Linked DNA regions of Homo sapiens: region 2 is linked to region 1. Evidence: chromatin contacts called from ENCODE Hi-C data. All regions are on one chromosome and are shown on one strand. Each heading gives the region's core, a stretch centred on a gene start or an enhancer-like site at or near the end of the contact. The rest is flanking DNA. Distances are from core to core; before and after follow the strand shown.

Evidence for each region. A loop is a pair of places that touch in the nucleus more often than their neighbours do. Pooled maps may share reads with other maps.
Region 2: a pooled map shows a loop between it and region 1 (2.9-fold over the local background). The contact joins two enhancer-like sites. A Hi-C loop is called at or near these places in 1 of 168 maps with a recorded cell type or tissue (posterior vena cava), 1 of 37 single-sample maps with no recorded cell type and 4 of 50 pooled maps.

What each region holds. Positions count from the first base shown.
Region 1 is chr9:99,656,293-99,663,160 of GRCh38, reverse strand. All of the region lies in intron 3 of LOC101928438 (a long non-coding RNA gene), which reads left to right. Among named protein-coding and RNA genes, the nearest start is that of NR4A3, 160 kb to the left of the region's middle. Within about 2 kb of position 2,845, at least 2 of the 41 ENCODE cell types and tissues checked have a DNase peak (open chromatin) inside an H3K27ac peak, as active enhancers do.
Region 2 is chr9:99,718,123-99,724,990 of GRCh38, reverse strand. It overlaps LOC101928438 (a long non-coding RNA gene), which reads left to right. Exons shown (of 7, transcript NR_109802.1): 3 at 6,704-6,832. All of the region lies in intron 2 of LOC124902234 (a long non-coding RNA gene), which reads right to left. Among named protein-coding and RNA genes, the nearest start is that of NR4A3, 100 kb to the left of the region's middle. RefSeq lists an enhancer at 1,933-2,002. Within about 2 kb of position 4,155, at least 5 of the 41 ENCODE cell types and tissues checked have a DNase peak (open chromatin) inside an H3K27ac peak, as active enhancers do.

The sequences.
Region 1 (6,868 bases), core at 1,596-4,095:
ATTATGGTGATTTTACCTCCCCCCACCTTTAAACAGTTAACTCTTGAAGAACACAGGTCTGAACTGCATGGGTCCACTTACATGTGGATTTTTTTTCCACTTCTGCCACCCATGAAACAGCAAGACTGACCCCTCTTCTTCCTCCTCCTTTTCAACCTACTTAACAAGAAGATGATGAGGATGAAGACCTTTATGAAGATCCACTTCCACTTAATGAATAGTACGTATATTGTTTTCCTTATGATTTTCTTCATAATGTGTTCTCTCTAACTTAATTATAAGAATTCAGTATATAATACACACAAAATGAAAAATATATGTTAATTAACTGTTTATGTTATCAGTAAGGCTCTGGTCAACATAGTTAACCCAGCTAAATTTTGGGGGAGGCCAAAGTTATATGTGGCTTTTTGACTGTATGGGGATGTCAGCACCCCTAACTCCCACATTGTTCAAGGGTATTTTTATGTGCTTACCCATTTTCCATCATAAAATGCATTGTCCTGTTTTATAATCATTAAAAAAAATAGTTAATTCCACCAATTTTACCGATATTCTGGTCTTGCAGGATAATAGAGACTTTATCCTAAAGCTTGAGGTCAGTTCTTAGCTGTTATTCTACTGACCGTCATAGCTTTTAACCACCTACTATTTCTTAACACATCCTTGACTGCCATGGATTTGCACTTTTGTTGTTCTTTCACATCTCGTATTTCTCTTTCTCCCTGTATATGTCCTAATTTTGTGTTTCTAAGGCTTCATCTTTACCCTTCCCTCTCTTGGGGACTACTCTGTACATAGGCTAGGGGATCTCAAGTGTACCATCTGTGACCTTGGCAGCAAGTCCAATCCCTGAATCATGACACACAAGTCGTGGCCTCTTTAAGGAGCATCAGGAGCCAAGGTGGTCCTCTGTAACACACGTGTGCTCTGGCCTTTCCACATCAGAGTATTTTGAAAGATAATGTAGGGCCAAGTGAAGAGATGGGACTGGTCTTAACTTCTCTGAGCCTCTGTTTCCTCATCTGTAAAATTGTATGTAGGGTTAGGATGAAACTGCAAAGAGTTAAAATATTTAAAGTGCCCAGTGTGGTACCCACATGCAACAGCTGCTCCAGGAATGTTCTTTCCCTTCCTTTTCCCCTTCCTCCATTTCTACCATCTGCCAGGATATGAGATTGACGATCTTCAGGGCATATTGTCTGTGGCTTTTATTATATACATCTATTAAAGATCCAGTTAATCTATTTTGGTTGCCATCAAAGCAAAGGATTACCATCAAAATGTCTATTTATGCAAACAGAATGGAGTAGTTTATTGATCCGCCAATTAGTAGTGTTCTACTATTTTAGTCTAGTCTTAGCTTTTGGGAGTTTCTCCTGCAGTTAGCAGAATGTCAGTGAATAAACAAATAAAATACATGTATTGTGTGGGATTAAAACAGTAGCAAAAGGGATTATTGAAATTACTCAGTCCCACTTTTATGGTTTTTCTAATGCTTGTTTTAGCTGTTTTTATCTAAACAGCTGTTTTAGCTGTTTGAGGGAAGTGAAGTCCTGGAATCTCTCTGCCTCAACAATGTACACTAGAGTATTGAAAACAATTATGATTTATCTTGCCAGAAGATACTTTTCTTTTCCCACCTTGATAACCCTTGGTGTTAAAGTGAGAGACAATATGGTATAGTGGAGAGTGTTTTAGACTCAGATTTGCATTTAGGCTTCATAAGAGTGGGAAATCATTCCTTTTTCATACAGCTAGTATGATAATTAAGTCAGTTAACACCTATGGTAGCTTTTTTTTTTAAGTACTAGCAATATAAGCCATTATTATTTCTTAGGCTGATGCAACAAATAATCCAGAAATATCTGACTCTAGTCTTTCTTGATGTAGTTAAATATTTATTTTGTTTTCCATGGTGTTTGCCCTTTAAGCAATAACAATAAAAGAAAAAGAGATAATTATCTTTAAGAGAAATTAGCATCCAAAACGCCTCAGCTACTATATCTTTTGTCACTTAGCTAGTGCATGGCTTACAGTGGATGTTCAATACATGTTGAGCATCCACTGTTGAATGAGGAATGAATGGAATAGATTTATCCCACCCTTAAGATAGAAGGATAGTCATGGTGACTTTTTAGCAGAGAGAACCACAATTCGCTGACCACTCTTAAAAAGCATCTGTGAAGCCGTGATCAACTAGGGCTAGGGCTCTCCATACACTGTGTATGATATATGTTATTAGGTTTCAGATTGGCTTGTATTAGTTCTAACCAATCGGTACATTTTAATTAATGAAGTTTAACATTTGTTGAGTACTTTGTAGTTCATGAAGCACTTTCGTGTCAATATGTCCTAGAATATTATGGAGTCTTACTGATCCTATATAACATAGATGAGGAAATAAAATTTAAAGAAATTAAGTAACTTGTTTAAGGTAACATAGAAAGCGAGAAGCAGAATCTTGCTGTGAACTCAGGTCATCTGGGTCCAAGCTCAGGGCACCATGACCTGAGACTCCTGCCCTGGCCGCTGCTACTGTGGTGCTTAAGCGTTTTGCCTCTGAGTTTCTGCAGTGCCTAGGATGAGATACTGGGAGGCAATTTGGTTTTGGAGGTGCGGAGGGGGAAGCTGGCTGTTCCACAGTTGCTTGCTGAGCCATCTGCTCTCTCTTCCTCTTCAGAAATGATGCATTTGTTACTGTGGGCTGCTTTTGCTGAATACTTGGATTATGTCACTTTCTCTGTTTGTCACATGTGGGGCATTTGGTGACATGCAACTCAGCCTACATTGGTTTTCCTACGTAATGTGATGGGTACAGGCACATTTGCTTTCATTTCAATGTCTGAACAATTTTAATGCCATTTAGACAAGAGTCACATGTCTGTGCAACAATAGAAGACTTCTCACTTTCAACTTCCTTTTTTTGTACAGTGCTAATAGAAATTGGGGGGAAAATTACATACACACATGTGCACACACATACGACACAAACAAACCAAAGGATCCTATCGATTAAGTTGGACACTGGTCAACTGTGTCATGGAGTTTTGTACTAGTAGCAGTACTTGTGTGTGCAGGTTTATCTGTTACAATTTAGTATCCAAATCTGTTCATGTTTAGTAATAATTATTAACAATTATCCTGGAATAATTTGTAAGTGAACCGGTGGTTGCAAGGCTTATGTGTGGGTGGGAGAATTAATTTTTATCTCTGTGGGAATATTTGGTAAGATGATTAGGAAGCAACAGACTTAGGTTAGTGCTGCTGCTGATTTGCTTTATGGCCTTGGGGAAGTGATTTCACCTCTTTAGGCCCAGTTATTCTGTCTATAAAATGATGAGTACAAAAGGTCTCTGATAATTCCAGCTCTGTGGATCTATAATTAATTGACCTTGTAATATATAGGAATTAGAGAAGACATACATGGGGTATATTTTCTGAGAATAGAGAAATGGCTTCAAACATTCTGTTTTTTTCTTTGTGAGTAGAAAGAAGAATTATAGGAGAGGTGTCAGGTTGCGCAGATATCTCTGAGCGTGGCTAGGGTATGGAGCTTATTGTTTAGATATAATGTCTATATAAGCAACATTTTGTCAAACAAAAGACTGAAAAATTCTTTTTTTTTCATTCATTTTCATTTCTGAGAATGTTGAGTGCCTTCATGGTTTATTAGGGTATTTAGAATCCCACAAAACTTGATGGGTGGTAACTTATCTCAAGTTGGATTTATTAAGTTCTTCGCTGTTCAAATATATAGTGAGTGCTTACTATGCACCAACCACTGTACTTGATGCTGGAGGTTCAAGGGTGAATTTAATTCATTATTTGACCTCAAGGGATTCCTAATCTGATGACAAAGGCAGGTCTGTAAACAGTACAAGTGCAATAACAAGAAGAATGTACAAATTAACATGGTTGGCAAGGAAGAAGGAGGAAGCAACCTGCTGGGAAAGACTGATGAAGAAAAGATAACACAAAGTAGATCTTAAATGATGGGAAGATTATTTCCAGGTGGAAGTAGTATACGAAGGACAGGCTAAGCCAAAGGAACAAGAGATAGGAAGATACAGAGGTGTGAAATGCATGTGCAATATTGGGCAGTAACAAATAGTGTAGTGTGGCTGGAGTATGCATGAAATGTAGGTTGACTAGGCTGGAGAGAGAGTTTAGAGCCCAAGTGTGAAGAACCTTGATGCCAGTCTAAAGAGTCTGAGTTTTGCTCTATTTCTGGCAAAGGACTTTAAACAGTAGAGTGGCATGAGTGGCTTTTAATGTACCAGTACTGCTTCATTACATACAAGATCTTGGCATGTTCACTGAAGAAGTCTAGGTCAAATGAATTACACCTAGAAGTTTGGTTTAGGTTCTGAATTTATTTTTTAATGGTCTCCTTTTAGGAAAACTGTCTAGGTGTTTTTGATATGCTCTTGCCAGTAAGCAGGGAGGGTCTTATTGGTGGTATCTGTCTGATGTGTCTGGACAGGAAAGGGGAATTTTGTTTTAACTAATGTAGTGGGAATAAGACAAATAAGGTGAGATAAAAAAGGTTCAAAGTCAAGGCAGGTCCTGCAGGAATTTCCTAAGCCAAACAACAGGCAGAGAGATAACAGCTTAGAAGAGGGCTACTGTTAAGTAGTAAGTTAAGGACTAATAATTATAGCCTCACAGTGAATAATATTTTGAATAGGATTCATCTGGAAGACCAGAAAATATGGTTCTCTCCGGCTGGTCATAGGTGAGAGAATAGGGAATCAGTTCTCAGTACTTTCAAGAGTATTGGGAGGTCTTCTGATCACCTATTCATTAGATCCGTGGCAGTTGCCTATGCCTTCTGGGTTGTGATCTTTTCATAGATGGTATGTGCAATTCACCACTAGGAGGGTTGGCTTCTGCCTTGAGTGAGCATAATTACTGTTATAGAAAATGTGATAGGTATATTTGTTGCTTCTGTCTACCCAGTACATCTTTCCCCTTCTAGTAAAGTTATCCCTTTTCCTTTGAGAAGTTGCCCCATATCTATTAAATAGTGAAGCTCAAAAACATTGTTTCTCTGCTTTTCTGGTCAAGGGATGAGCACAGAAATCAACATAGGCCAATCAGACTCTCTTTGGAATTCTGAATCTTGAGAGAAGTCTTCCAAGTATGGAATGCCGTTGGAGCTCAGTCAGCCCATTTGCAATGCCCTGCCAATGCGATGTTTGGAACTGTTTGGTTCTAATTCTCCCTGGTGGCCTGTGTGTTACTTGGTTCATTGAATCTATGATGCTTAACCAATTAATTACTTTTTCTTGCATGCCTAAGTGCTAGAAGTCGCTTTCTGAGCTTCTGACAAAAGAGTCTCAACTATTGCAGAAGTTGGTACCAGGAGTCCTTCAAGTCTTATACATTTTCCTTATAATTTATCCTACTCTTTTTAAAATAACTTTTGTAAGAAAACATAATAAAGGTATAAATTCAGCAATGCATTAATCAGTTTCTCTCTCTTTTTTTAAGAGCTCTTATCTCCATACTACATCAACAAAGAAATTTCCATCTTCCCTTCCTTTCCTTTCCCTTCTCTTCCTTTCCTGTCAGATAAACAGAAATTTGGGGTTTCAAGTTTGGGTCAAGAAAGTAGTTGTGACTGAGAAGGCAGCTACAGTTGGTAGAACCTTTGGGGTTGGGATGAAGAAGGAGGTCAGCATTGAGGAGATGGTCAAGACCCATGAGGACCTTGTAGTCCATGGGGCCTGCGGGGCACCGATCAGAGGTAATTGGGTGTAAGAAGGCCTTTTAGATTTTTGTTTGTTGCTAACTATGTATTATTTTAAAATACAGTTTCTATGTGGTGCTGGAATGCTATTGATTTTCATAGGATGGTCTTGTTTCTGACAGCCTTGCTGAGTACTATTTTTAATTCTAATAGTTTATCTATTTCATTCTGTCGTGGAAAGAGAACATACTTCATATTATTTCAATAATTTTAAGTTTATTGAGACTTTTTTTGTGGCCTTAAATATGGCCTGTCCTGGAGAATATTCCATATGGACTTGAGAAGAATGTGTATTCTGCTATTGTTGGGTGGAGTAGTCTGTTGATATCTGTTAGGTCTAGTTGTTTAATAGTATTGTTCAACGCTTTTTTCTCCAATTTAAAAAATTTTGGCAAAATACACATAACATAAAATTTACCATCATACTCTCTTTCCTTTTTGTTCTTATGTCTAGGTGTTGTATCCATTATTGAAAGTGAAATACTTAATTCTCCAACTAATAATGTTGAATCATCTATTTCTTCCTTCAATTTTGTCAGTTATTGCTTCATGTATTTTGTTGTTAGGTACATCTCTGTTTATAGTTACTATGTCTACCTGATGAATTGACCCTTTTCTCATTTAAAAACGTTTTACCTTGTCTCTATTAATTATTTTGTACTTAAAGCCTTTTTTTCTGGGATTAGAATAGTCACTTCAGCTCCATTTTGGTTACTGTTTGTATGGCATATCATTTTCTATCCTTTTCCTTTTAATCTATCTGTGTCTTTGAATCTATTCTGTATTTCTGATGGAAAGCATGTAGTTGGCTTATTTTGTTAAACCATTTTATCAATCTCTGCCTTTTGATTGGACTATTTAATCCATTTACTATAAATGTAATTGCTCATAAGGTAGGAGTTACATCTGGTATTTTGTTATTTGTTTTCCATATAACTTGTCTTTTTTGTTTCTCTGTTGTTCTATTACTTCCTTCTTTTGTGTTAAGTATTTTTTAGTGTACTATTTTAATTCACTTGTCATTTCTTTTGCTATATACTTTTTGAGTTATTTTCTTAGTTGTTGTCTGAGGATTATAATTAACTTTTTTTATTTAAAAAATTTTGATTAATG
Region 2 (6,868 bases), core at 2,906-5,405, 61 kb before region 1:
TGATCTAGTTTGTGCAGATAGAGATCAGGGATGGCTTCTTTGGGGAAAAAAAACAACAACAGATGTTTGAATTGAGAATGGGAGGGTGAATAGGAGTAAACTATGCAAAGGGAGGTAAGGAAAGGGACAACAGCATTCCAGACAGTGGAAGCAGTGTGTGCAAAGGACCTGTGGCAGGGAGCATGGATTTAAAATGTGAAAGATGACCAGGAGATTTAGCATACAGCAAGAAAGGTAGAGAGTGGCTGACATGAGGCTGGAAAGAAAGGCAGGAGCCAGATAATACTGGGTTCTTTGTTTTCATTTCAGAAGCAACAAGCAGGTATTGGACATTTAAATCAGGAGCTAACATGTTCAATTTTGCATTTTGAAATGGATATTCTTGATGCTATTTGGAGAATAGAGGGGAGTTGACACTCAGGAAAGCTAGTACAAGCTTGTTACAGTAGTCCGAGAGAGATCTTGTCAGATTGGACAACAGAGATGGTGGTGAGGAGAGAACATTACGAAAGAAGACTTACCAGGACTTGATACTGATGGGATGCAGATAAAGAAAAGAGAAAAGTGAATCAGCAAGTAAAGTTATGGATTTGGGAGTCTTCCTACCCAGTGTTACTATTAACAGATATTATGGAAAATGGGAGGTGGTGCTGGTTTGATATGCAGGGTTGGGGGCATGTTGAGTTATCCAAGTGAAAATGCATCTAGTAAGCATTTGGATTGGGATTTATAAAAACAACAAAAGGATTGAAGTTGTAAAATTGAGAACTTCAATAAAGTTGTTGGTGGTTAAAATAATGTGACGGGAGGAATCTGTAAATAGAGGGGATAGTGAGGAAACATAATAGTGGACTCAGAGCTGAATCGTGTAGAACAACTAGGTAGTACAACTGGGTAGAACAACTGATGTAGTAGATGAACTTGCCAAGAAGTTGCCACAGAAGAAAAAGGGTATTAGTCCACCAAGAAAAATCAGAAAATTAGCCACTAAACATAGTTTAAAAAATTAAAACTTCATATATACTTCCCTTAATTAAATAACAGTATATCTATCAGGTTATATACTACCAGAAAGGAGATTACTATGTGGACTGCAGTGTACCATAAGTGTACCAAAGTCATCATATCATGGTTGCTCTAAGAATATAATATTTGTTTAAGGATGAATACAAATTAAGCTAATGGCCAGTACTAGCCAGAAGGCTAGAGGCTTCTTATCTCTGCATACACTAGTCACAACTGGAGAAATTATACTTAGCTTGTAGCTTTTACTAGTGAGCATCGTGGTCTAGAATCAGATTCTGTAAGACTAATCCATTTGTAAATAACAAGGACCTAGTGCATCATCAAGATGCTTTTTTTTCCTAAAAAATTAATAAGTAATTTGTTTCTAGGTCTGAGAAGTCACAGTGTGTTCCTGTGACCAAGTGCACCAAACTTCCATTCTTATTCCAAATGTCTCTAAAATCCAGTAATACTTGTCTCAGCATTGAATAAGCACATTAAAAAGGAAGTTATTGACTTCCTTGGCTGGAACTTTTTCTTCCCTTTGCAGGTATGCCCAAAGACTTCAGTTCTAAGATGGTAGTGGTATGCTCAGTTTGTGCCAGCTGCTGTCAGGGATTATGAGCCAAATTGGTTCTTTTTGGATGTAAAACCAACTTGAGGTGGGCACCAATGACTTAATGCACTTGCAAAACAAGGCATTTAAGTGAAAGTCTTTGTGTTCCTCTCTTTGCAAAGTCTTTTGTAAAAGCAAAACTCAGGTGGCTTCATCCAGCCAAGATTAAATTCAAAGTTGACTGCTGTAAAGACAAAACAAAAAAGTTCAAGCCAATGAATTGGGTAACTTGTTCAGTTTATGGTTAGTTGAAAACATAAGGCAAGACTTTTTCACTGCCCCTCCACATCTGTGCACAGAGGGGGTGCATGTGAAGAATCACTCTCTGATAGCTGCCTTTTGTGGTTTCACACTTGGAGAGCTAGCTCTGAACCACAGTCCCATAGTAGGGTGGGTCTATTCTTTTTGTAATATTCCCGATTTATCCCACTGTTTTCACAGTTTCTTCTGACATGCTACTTCCCCCTGCCTCAAGGATTTGAGGTGAACGTTTCAGATGGGTAGGATGACCACTCCTCCAACCTAAGCGTAGAAAGTTCGTTGAAATAAAAGGAGAATTAAGCTTCATGTATGTGAAAAGTCAGTGCAGATCCAGGACTTTAGGAAAAATTTACATTTTTAGAAATTATATCTAGGGAAGTACTAACTGAAGTCTAATCCTTTAGCAACAACATTTATTAACCTTTTAAAAAATTGAAGTATAATTTATATACAGTGAAATGCTCAAATCTTCAAGCTCAATCACTTTTGATAACTGCATATTAAGACACAAAATATTTTTATCAGCCCAGAATGATGTTCCCTCATGCTTCTTCCCACTCAATTTCCAAATTCACCCCCCAATCAACTGCTGATCTGCTTTCTATCACATAGGTTAGTTTAGTTTATTCTAGAATTTCTTATGACTGCAATCATACAGTATATGTTCTTATGTGTTTTGTTTCTTTCACCGGACATACTTTTGAGATTCATTCATGTTGTGTATATCAGTAGATCATTTCTTTCTATCGCTGAGTAATATTCTATTCTTTGAATATGCCACAGTTTTAAAAAAACACTTTTGCCTGTTGACGTACATCTGGGTTTTTTCTAGTTTTTGGCTATTATGAATAAAGCTGCTATGAACATTTTTATATAGGGCTTTATGTAAGCATAGGTTTTCGTTTCTCTTGGGAAAATATCTAGGAGTAGAATTGCCCGGCCACAGGGTAGACATATGTTTAACTCTTTAAGAAACTACTAAACAGTTTTCCAAAGTTATTGCATCATTTTATACTCCCAGCAGCAATATATGAAAATTTGGATTGCTCCACATTCTTTCCAACATTTGATGTTGTTAATCTTTTCTTAAAAAATTTCAGTCATGTATGTGTGTATGTGTGTATATGTGTGTGTTTTACTTTGCATGAAACTTATAAATAATAAAGTTGAGTATCTTTATATGTGCTTGTTGGCCATTTGTATATCTTCTTTTGTGGCTGTCCAAGTCTTCTTTAAAAAATGATTTGTCTTTTTATTATTGATTTATAGAATTTCTTTGTATGTTCTATATGCAATGTATTTGTCAGAGAGATATATATTATATATATACATAATATTCACTATATATAGATATATTTTATATTTTATATATAAATTTTATATTTATATAATACATAAATATATTATCTATAATATATAAAATATATAAGTATATTATATATAATTTATATATAAAGTATAAATTATAAATATATAATATATATAATTTATATATAAAGTATAAATATATAATATATATAATTTATATATAAAGTATAAATTATAAAAATATATAATGTATATATATTTTATATTTTTATATCTAAAATATTCACTATATATAGCTCTATCTACATATCTATCTATCTACTGAATTTTTTTTCTCAGTGCGTGGCTTGTGATTTATTTTCTTGACGGTGTCTTGATGAGCAAATGTTTTACAGTTTTAGGTAGTACAGTCTATTAGTGTTTTTATTTTATGGTTTATGCTTTGTATGTTCTTGAAAAATGTTTGCCCATTGCAAGGTTGCAAACATTTTCTTCCACTTTTTTTTCCTTTGTAACTGTATTATTTTATATTTACATTTAACTCTATAACCCTTCTCATATGGGTTTTTTTGGATGTGGTGTGAGGTAGGGGTCAAGGTTCTTTCTCTCTCCCTTTTTGTTTTGGATATCCAGTTATTCCAACCCAGTCGTTGAAGAGATTTTTCTTTTGTCATTGAATTGCTTTATATATGGTTGTATTTCTGTACTCTATTTTGTTTCTAGTCCTGTTTTGTTTTCTGTTAGTAATGATTTTGAAATAGGAATAGATTGGGATTCTTAGATATATAGAAGTTAATGAATTAGTATAGTCTCACAATAAGCATTTTTTTTTAACCACTTGAAGACTTTTTCTTGTGTTCAATGAACACAAGATCACTTATTTGATCCTTATGTGAGTACTTGAGGGGAAGTGGTTACAAGGAGCCAGAGTGCTAGCGTGTTTTGGCTTTTACTTTCTGTTTTAAGCAACATCTTCCAAGAATAAGCTGAAATCAGGCAAGAATTAGCTGGTTTGAGAGCAAAAACAGAGGGAATAGAGAGAGTCTAGAAATGCAGGGGCTGACAGGGTTGGAAAACCCAGCTATTCCTGAACTGAAATAAGCTGCTGCCTTTCTATACAAACCTATTATTTCAAATGGTTGCAGTGTAGCTGCCATGAGTTGAGAGAGGTAAAAGCTAGGTCACATTTGACCTTTTGCAATTAGTTAAATTTTTTTGCTGAATTCTTACCCACTTATATTCCACCCAGTGTCTCTTTCTCTGGTGCTTTGGCTCAGGTGAACCAGAGGTCATGTCCTGGCTCTCCTTGGAGGGCCCATCTTTCCTTAGAATTCAGGTTACTTGTCCTATGATTGCAACTCTCTAATAGTTCAAGAAAAGCTCTGATTTGTAGTCTATCCGGCTTTATTGTTGTGAACGTTGGACAGATATATTTTTAGCTTTTTACATCCCATGTGGAAATAGAACTCCCAAGAGAGTGATTTAGAAAGATATTATTCATCTTGTAAGATAACTTCCTGTAGTATTCCTTTGAATCGCAATATCCATTACCATTCCCTTCAATCTGTTTCTTTATGGGATCTTACTCACCTGCCTCCAAACTGCTAGACTACATCTCCTGGAATGTGCAATTTGGCATGTATTTCTATTCTAAGTAACATGCACAGATCCTGGAAAAACTAAAAGACCCTGTTTGTTGATTAATTGATGAATGGAATGTATTTACCAATCTTCTCACCTGACAAATCCTTATCTGTCTTTCAAGACCAAAAGCAAATGTCACTTCTTCTGAGAAAGCTCTATGAGTTCCTTTAGGAAGAGTTAGTTATTTTTTCTCTATGCCTTCATAATACTTTGTACATTCCTCCACTAGATGATTTTTATATCTTTTAGTTTAGATTGTGAATAAGATTGGAGCATGACCAATTCTTCTTATTTTGTATCTTTAGGTGCCTAGAACAACGTGTGGTACTTATAATTATGACTCAGTTTGTCAAATGGATGCATAAAAATTGATTTTCTAAATGAGCTGCTGAATATCTTTGTTGAATGATTATACACATTGGGTTTTGCATTTATGTAACTTTTATGTACATGAAGAAATGTACTTGTAAATGTATGTGTATATGTGTGTGAGTGTGTTTCATCTCCTAATGATGCAGGTAATTGCAGAATTTGCTTAGGACAAAGATATGGCACCTCTGCCATCATTTTCTCCTTGTATGCCATACCGTGAGATAAACCACCTCTGTTCTTTTTCCTGTTGATCCCAGGCATGAATTTAGAATCTGATCTTTCAATAATAATTCCACCAATAAACCAGATATTTCCCCTTCCTTAATCTAAGAGGCTCCTATCACAATAAGCGGGGGGGTCACCTTTGATTGATGCCCTTGCTGAATGGTACCTAGAGGGAAGATTCTAATAAGCTGCAGACACTTTGCAATTCCTGTCTTTCAGAACTTAATCGCATTTGCATTTTGGCTATGATCAGATGGTGGAAACACAAACTCCAAACTGTCAATCAACTTAGGCTTCTTTTCCAACTTTTCATAAATAAATTTCTTTAAAAATCTTTGAACATTCTTTTAAACACCGAAATTATGCAAGTAGTTTTTAAACAATTACTGTATTTTCTACCTATATATTACATTATAGTTGGTAACCTGTTCATTACTGAAAATCTAGCTTGGGAGGTATGCATCTAAATGTGTGTGTGTCTGTGTGTGTGTGTGTGTGTGCATATGTGTGTGAACTGAGGTATTCATGAGATTTGAGGGAGAAAAGAGGGAAAATATTTACTGAAAATATATTTTTTATATTGTCCAGTTTTTACCTTTAAATATCAGTAGAAAAAATGGAAGCATATAGATTTCTGGCATGTAATTTATCTTCAAAACAGAAATTAAACCTAACCAGTTATAAATTTGAGTTTCTTTCTGAATTAACCATGTTGGCACTACCCCAGCTACCTCCTTATGTTCACATGGTTGCTTCCAGACTCTATGTAGAATTTTATGCCTCTGTAGTATCAAATTTGTTAAATGGCATATTTTTATATCAGTAATTTTTATAGCATATTGTTATTCCAGACTTTTACATGCCTCTAATTTATTCTTAACTTCAATATAGCAGTATTGATTTTTTTCCTTCCAAGTTTGATGGTATGAACACTTCAGTTGTGATTTAAAGTCATTTCAACACCATCAATAATTTGCACTTCGTTTTCTATTCTTTTGCAAACTTAAATATTTGGGCAGGTACAACTGGAAGTAATAATACTCCTCACTACTTTTTGTATCACTTTTAAAAACATTTAGATTATTTCTTAATGTGGTTGAGATTATGTGTCTCTAATGACTTTGAATTATCCATGACACTTAAATGCAGAATAGTAAGAACAGTTTTGGTTGCAAATCAAATAGAACCTGATACAGCTTCCTTAAGTTATATTTTCTCTCTTTGTCCATTAGTAACAAAGAATAAATTGATCATAACTTTTCTCTTTTGTAGAACTACTATCAATGCCTTTTACAAAATGAGGTCATTGGATTGCAGAGTTGGCTTTCGAGAAGATTTTGTGGCCTTTCTCAGCTGTCTAGGTGCTGTAGGTGCTGTGTTTCTATGGCTGCAAGGATGAAGGTAACATGGATGAGGGAGGCTGATGAGGCATGTTTT